Linked DNA regions of Homo sapiens: all the other regions are linked to region 1. A link is a loop called in an ENCODE intact Hi-C map of the cell type or tissue named here. Cell type or tissue: mammary epithelial cell. All regions are shown on one strand.

Region 1 (2,500 bases):
ATATTTTATCTTTATATGTAAAGGTATTAACTCCAAATATATTTAACTTGAACCTAACCAATTCTGCCAATTGTTTTCTTTTATGGTTTCTTTCATTCCTTTTATACTTAGAAAATTCTTTCTTAATTAGATAAATACTTGTTTGTATTTTCTTGAAGGTGCATGAGGTTTGTTTGTTTGTTTGTTTTTTGTTCTAAGATGGAGTCTTGCTCTGTGGCCCAGGCTGGAGTGCAGTGGTGTGATCTCAGCTAACTGCAACCTCCACCTCCCAGGTTCAAGTGATTCTCCTGCCTCAGCCTCCCGAGTAGCTGGGATTACAGGTCCCCACCACCAAGCCCGGCTAATTTTTGTATTTTTAGTAGAGAGGGGGTTTCGCCATGTAGGCCAGGCTGGTCTCGAACTTCTGACATCCAGTGATCTGCCCACTTCAGCCTCCCAAAGTGCTGGGATTACAGGCATGAGCCACCAGGCCCAGCTGAAGGTGCCTAGTTTTATTTTAGATTTTGATGTATGTTTAAAAGTAGGAATAAAAATCTTTTTCCAAGTGTTTTTGATAATTGCCCCAATATCATTTATGAAATAGTCCTTTCTTTCCCACTGATTAGAAATGCCACTCACATTATATATTAAATCCTTAACCACATTAGAATTCATTTCTGGATTTTCTATTATGATCTATTTTGCCTATTATTGTGTCAGTATCATATAATTTTAACTATTAAATGTATAATTATAATATATAAATAATCTCCTATTTTATTACTTTTTTCTACTCTCATAACTATATTCTTCCAGATTTACTTTGTAATCACTTTTCCAAGTTCTAAAACAGACCTCTTGAAATGGTAATGGGATCCTTTAAAATTTTACCATAGTTAGTCTTTCTAGCTAGGAAAGTGTTTTTTATCTTGCCTTTTTTTCAAATTTTTAAAAAAATGATCTTCAATAAAGTTCTATCATTTCCTGCATATACTTTCTGAATATTTTTATGTTTAGTCCTTGATAGTTCACAAATTGGTATTTTTATGTTTTTTCCATTAATTTTTATGACCAAGTTTTTATATATTAAAAAAAAACATTAATTGTATAATTTTTATCAGATAACTTAGTGAACTCTTTTGTTTTCATTTCATTATCTTGAATTTTCTAGGGAGACAAAAGTGTCCTTTGTAAAGAATAAACCTCTCTTCTTTCATATTAGTAGACCTTTTTCTGCTTCTTTTCATAGTTAACTAGCCAAAATTTTGTTTCCTGGTGACAATTTAATATTCCTCTACAATAGAAGAAAACAGTCTCCTTATATCTGTATAGTACATGTATTAGCTGTAGTAAAATAAGAACTCCAGGGCATGCTGTATAACTCAAAGAAAGTAAGGAAGTGGCACTCTTGCTATAAACAACCTTGGTAGAATTACAAAGAATATTAGTTGTGGTGTGATGCTGCCCTCAAGTGGTTTCATCAAAAAAGGGTGGATGGAAAACAAGACCATATAACTGACTTCAGATGTCAGCCATTTAGTTCCAGAAATATCCAGAATGAGGCTGTAGATAGGGAAGATGGCTGGAGGATCTGTTTAGAAGCAGAAGGTGGATATAGGATATAAATTAATGCTGTTTGGGTTTTTACTATTAATGTGATTTCATTAATACTTACAGAATGGATTATACCAGTAAACCATATTTAACTGTCTCAGATAAGCCCTCCTTAGACATGGAATTGATTGACTAACTTCCTTTGGTGTGTCATGGGAAGCTTTTGGCCATGAGATTGTCAGGAACTTAAGTTCAGATAAATCTCTTTTAGGAAGCTAGTTCATACCACAAGTTCTCTTAAGGCATATCAAGTTAGCACCAAGCAAAGGGATGTTCCCTTGCTGCCTGCATACCAATTATGTAGTTAACCGTGGGAGACATTACTACCTGAAAACTCCGTACTATTCTTTTCTTATGCCATTCAGCGTCACTTAACCGAAAAGTCAATACCCAGGATGAGAAACCATTGCTCTCCCTTCAGGATGGCTTTCTTTTTTGGGAACTTGGCTTTTTGAGTAGTTCTTCATCTGAGCTTATATTTTTCTTTTTCTCTTTCTACTCAAAAACTTATTGAAGAATTGGGGGCAAGTTTATGTTCCTTCCTGTGACTTAGAAACTGTTAAAGCTGTTAGACAGCTAGCCAAGATTCTAAAGAAACCCAGACAAGGCAGGGTGGAGACCGAGAGGAGAAATTTATTCCAGAAATTAACTGTTAGCAGTAGTGTTTCTTAATACATAAGCTATATCATACTCCTCAAGTAGATTCTTTGCTTAAAACTTTCACTGTAAATAATTTTATAGCAACCATGTGAATAACTTAAGAATAATAGAATCAGTCTCATTTGTAGGCACTGTAGACCATCTCCATTCCCTACATGTCAGAGACTCTGGGGGATGAATTGGAGATATTAAGAGGTAAAATGATGCAGAGAAGACCAAGGTCAGCAGAAGTCAAATACTTCTATTT
Region 2 (2,500 bases), 220 kb before region 1:
CCCACTTAGGGGGCATTACAGGCACACACCGCCATGCCTGGCTAATTTTCTTTTTTTGGTATTTTTAGTAGAAATGGGGTCTCGCCATGTTGGCCAGGCTGGTCTCGAGCTCCTGACCTCAGCTGATCCACCTGCCTTGGCCTCCCAAACTGCTGGGATTACAGATGTGAGCCACCGTGACTGGCCCGTGACCTCTCTATTCTATGCAGTTCTTTTGACAATAAGACAATGCGTGTAAACTGCAAAGCTTTAACAAAGTTCCATTTTCCGGCTCTTGCAAAGCTTCAGACCTCTCTGATACCATTGGAAGAAAACCCTTCTACCCCCTGTTCTATTACCCACCCTCCAGGACCAGCCTGGTATGTCACAAAATTTGGGTCCCCACAAGTAGCTTTGCTTTATCAGGTGTACAGAGTCTTCTGTTAGAAATCTAGACCACATCTTGTTTCGCCATTTGCAGCTTGCCTCGTTTATTTTCTCTTCGTGGGGATGGGAGAGAAATAGCTTTCTCCCTTCCTCATTTGCAGGGAATTTCAAGGCTCCTAGCAGCTTTCTCACAAATAGGCTGTAGTGACCTGCTGGGATATCTTACCCTCCTTCTCTCCATTCCTTCCTTCCTCCCTCCCTCACTTCCTTCCTTTCTCCTTTCCTCTCTCATTCAACAGATACTTTTTTGAGTATCTGTGTACATACCATTGAGGACACAGGATGAACAAGACAGACACAACCCCTTTCATGTTGAGCTCACAATCTGGTCAGGCAGACACACGAAGCAGTCACTATATAGTTGCTATGATGGGGGAGGTAGAGGGTGCTGTAAATGTGCGTAGATGGGAGGAAAGAAAATCTAGAGCCTTCTGCTCCTTTATAAAATACAGGAATGAGGTTCAGAGAAGAAAAGAGTAGTGTCGGCCGGGCACAGTGGCTCATGCCTGTAATCCCAGCACTTTGGGAGGCCTAGGTGGGTGGAGATCACTTGAGGTCGGGAGTTCGAGACCAGCCTGGCCAACATGGTGCAACCCTGTCTCTACTCAAAATACAAAAATTAGCCAGGTGTGGTGGCGTGTGCCTGTAATCCCAGCTACTTGGGAGGCTGAGGCACAAGAATCGCTTGAACCCGAGAGATGGAGGTTGCAGTTAGCCTAGATAACGACCCCGCACTCCAGCCTGGGTGACAGAGTGAGATTCTGTCTCATTAAAAAAAAAAAAAAAAAAAAAAGAGTAGTGTCCTCAGTCACAGGCTCCAGGGCTTCTTGTTTCTATCGCTTTTGCTTCCTAATAAGGGCCTCACTTTGGGGCTCAGAAGATCTCTAACAGTGAGGGGACTCCAGGTGTGTGACATAAAAGCAGAGGGAATTGCTAACAAGTGCTCAGCAGATGGCAGTCTGACAAAGTGCACGTGGCTGACGCCAAAGGCCAGGGCAGCTTCTGCCCTTCCCACACAGCCAGCTGGGCCAGCCTGGGCTCACTCTTACCCCAGTGCCCTGGGACGTTCACTCTCTAGGAGAGAGGGTCCTCAACCTGTCCTGGACCACAGTGAGACTTCTTACTTTTTCCTTCCATGCTTCCTGCGCTAACTCTACTTTTATGTGTAATGCTTAGTCTGCATAGTGTGTGGTTTCCTAGCATTTGCTCGAATTCCACATGGAGCCCAGTGGTCTGTGATAGGCACTGTAAACAAGGATATTCTTGTCCATATTGAGCAGACAGGTTCTGCCTTTAAACTCCTTAATCAAACCACTGCATGTGCAACTTGCCCTTGTCCTTGAAGGGTAGCCTTCATACATATCTATAAAGACAAGATGTTCTGGGGATTTTCTTTGTTTTTGTTTTTTTGGTCTTATTCTGTTGCCCAGGCTGGAGTACAGTGGCTCAATCATAGCTCACTGCAGCCTTGAACTCCTGGCCACAAGCGGTCCTCCTGCCTCAGCCTCCCAAGGAGCTAGGACTACAGGTGCATGCCACCACACTGGGCTAATTTTTAAATTTTTTTTTTTTTTTTTTTTGTAGAGAGAGGGTCTCAGTATGTTGTCTAGACTGGTCTTGAGTTCTTGGGCTCAAGTGGTCCTCCTACCTCAGCCTACCAAAGTACTGGGATTACAGGCATGAGCCACCGTCCCTGGCCCCTACCTGAGATGTTCTGTATATTTCTACCTCAATAACTTATATTTCCATAGGCCCTTTACAGATTGGCACCAGGCAGGCACTATGGACACATAAATGAATGAATCTAGAAACCGATCCCCCCTCCCCGACCAGGCTAATTTTTACCGCTCTAATCTCAAACAACTCCCCTCCCCCCCAAAAAGTTGTTAATCTGGGTTTCAGCATGAGATCAGGAATTTAGGTCTAGAAGAAGGCACCAACTAGGAAAAGATGAAGGGCTGTCTTCTATGGCTCCCAGAAGATGGACATGTCTGCCAAGGTCAGAAAGAGGCCAAAAAAAAGGTACTCTCCACAGGCAAGGTTATTTAACATTTCCCAGAATCCTTCTGACCTA
Region 3 (2,500 bases), 68 kb before region 1:
ATTGGAAGAGCGTCTGGCACACATAGCTCAAAGGATGTCTGGTGAGTGAAGGGAAGATAAGGAGAAGAAGGGAGGAAGACAGGGAGGGAGGGAAGGAGGGAGGGAGCAGCAGGGATGGTGAATCCTCTGTGACAAAGATCAAGTCTATGCGATGAGGTATATGGAACTTCAGCGTCTGCCTTGGGCCAGGCAGCATTCAGACAGCTGATGTGTGATTAATTGGGCTAAGTGGTATGTCTATGTAGCAATGATTTTCATATGTCTCTCCCCACAATCCCTGTCTGCAGGTCTGCAATTGTCAGACAATGCTTTAGTGGACGTGCTTGGCACCTGAGAGATACGAACACATCATTTAATAATATGCTTTCCGTGCATGATGCTTGACTAGTGAGCATTTATAATTCACTGAAAGGTAGGTTCTTCCCAAATACATGTGTTATTCTCAACCACAGCATCCGACAATGAGTGGAGAAAATTCCTAGAGTCAGGGTTACCAAATCCGGTGATGAAGGACAGAATGATCTGCTGAGAGAGTAGAGAGAAGAAACTCTCGAGAGCAAGTGGAGCCATGTCAAGAACAGGGCCAGCCTTCAGGGAAGTTGGCAGTGGCATTACCGACATGCCATTCTGGGGCAATCAGGGTGTTCACTCTTCACAAAGCTTCAGTGCTTTGGGTTGTGGGGTGATGCAATGGGTTGCTGTTTATCATTGGCACTCTCATAATTATTATCTGCAATAACACCGCCAACGTCATTAAAAATTTGTTGGGTTTCTTCCCTGTAAAATTGTCAACAGGATCTTTGGGCTTAGGCTCCAAAAGGCTGGCTCTTCTTAAAAATCCTTGCAGAGAGAGCCTTAAAAGCTTAATAACATATCAATTCAGCATTTAAAGATTAAAGTAGGTATGTTTTAATAGACCTTTTGAATAAAAAAAATAAAATTCATGCCTCAAATTTGAAAGGTACCAAAGTGTGTACTGAGATAAGTAAGTCCTCCTTTTACCCTGTCACCTAGACTTCCAACTTCCTTCCAAAAGGTATTCACTCCTTATGGAAAATTGTATCTGAAAGGAAGAGAAGGGTTCTAGCTGAATAATCAGAACCTCAGTCAAAATCTTTGCAAGGCTACCCATCCTTTTCTGGCCAGGCTTCTTTATATTCAGGAAGAAATACTAATAATTGTTGATTGCTGCCCCCAGCAGGAAAGCAGAAATTCAGATATGCCATTCAAGGCACGAAGGACTACAATACCAATGACCTCAGTGTTAGTGGATGTGAGAATTTATGGTTGTTAATCGACAATGGTAGAACCAAAATTCCGGTGTCAAAGCTAATGCCAAGAAAAGTCACAGAAACCCCACGGAGATACAGCTCCTCTCAAGACACACACACTCAGTGGCTCTGGTTTACATCCCCAGTAATTTGTTCAGGCTGCATGGTTTTTTTGTTTTTGTTTTTGATTTTTCTTTTTAAATAAATCTTTTGACACAGGATCTGGCTCTGTCACCTAGGCTGGAGTGCAGTGGTGAGATCTTGCTCACTGTAACCTCTGCCTCCCGGGCTCAAACCATCCTCTCACCTCAGACTTCCAAGTAGCTGGAGCTACAGGCATGCAACGCCATGCCCGGCTAATTTTTTGTATTTTTAGTAGAGCCAGGGTTTTGCCATTTTGCCCAGGCTGGTCTTGAACTCTTGAAGTCAAGCAATCCTCCTGCCTCGGCCTCCCAAAGTGTTGGGATTACAGGCATGAGCCACAGTGCTCGGGCTTAAACTTCCAATTTCTCATTCCATCAACTTTTGACGGGGCCTCTTGACTCCTACTCTATATAAGAATATTAACTCTTGTACACTATATTAATTCTTGTACTTTCTTCCTCCTTCCATGTGCCATTAATCTCTAATGTCCACATACTTTTATTTTTACTTTGTCAAGTTGATAACATATTCATTCTGCCTGCCAAGACATCCTTGGTTTTTCCCTGAGATGACTCTAAAAGTTGCAAACCAAACAACATTTCCATTAGTATGACCATGTAAATATTGTCCAATGCTGGGCCAGGTAGCATATTAGGACTACATTTTCTTCTTCAATGTCATTATGCCTAGACTATATAAAAGAAATTGTTCCTAACATCAAGGTCAGATGGCATCTATTTTCTTACACTATCAGCCAATTAAAATTATGCCACATTTTAGTTTGTTTGCCTTAAATAATATTTGTCTTATATTAATATTGCTACCCCAGCTTTTGCAGGGGTAACAGTTAAAGTACCTGTCTCTTTTCATCCTTTTATTTCTAACTTTTCTCGGTGTTTTTTGTTGTTTTTTTGAGACAGAGTTTTGCTCTGTCGCCCAGGCTACAGTGCAGTAGCACGATCTCGGCTCACTGCAACCTCTGCCTCCCGGGTTCAAGCAATTCTCCTGCCTCAGCCTCCCGAGTAGTTGGGATTACAGGCGCCTGCCACCATGCCCAGATAATTTTTGTATTTTTAGTAGAGACA

Evidence for each region. A loop is a pair of places that touch in the nucleus more often than their neighbours do. Peaks named below come from ENCODE experiments on the same cell type or tissue, not always from the same donor. Only the 100,000 strongest peaks of a DNase experiment are listed, where the experiment ranks them.
Region 2: it touches region 1 in a loop (13-fold over the local background); 19 of 110 quality-filtered maps call a loop at or near these places.
Region 3: a loop joins it to region 1, with 4 times the contacts of the local background. A loop is called at or near these places in 10 of 110 quality-filtered maps.

The regions. Positions count from the first base shown.
Region 1 is chr9:111,759,197-111,761,696 of GRCh38, reverse strand. All of the region lies in intron 5 of SHOC1 (shortage in chiasmata 1), which reads left to right. Among named protein-coding and RNA genes, the nearest start is that of SHOC1, 34 kb to the left of the region's middle. In mammary epithelial cell, a CTCF peak has its summit at 1,454 (motif pointing left); a DNase peak (open chromatin) is centred at 1,436; H3K27ac peaks cover 272 bases.
Region 2 is chr9:111,974,793-111,977,292 of GRCh38, reverse strand. No RefSeq gene overlaps it. Among named protein-coding and RNA genes, the nearest start is that of MIR4668, 44 kb to the right of the region's middle. In mammary epithelial cell, a CTCF peak has its summit at 1,373 (motif pointing right); no DNase peak of the experiment used is centred here.
Region 3 is chr9:111,827,087-111,829,586 of GRCh38, reverse strand. No RefSeq gene overlaps it. Among named protein-coding and RNA genes, the nearest start is that of SHOC1, 33 kb to the right of the region's middle. In mammary epithelial cell, a CTCF peak has its summit at 1,246; no DNase peak of the experiment used is centred here.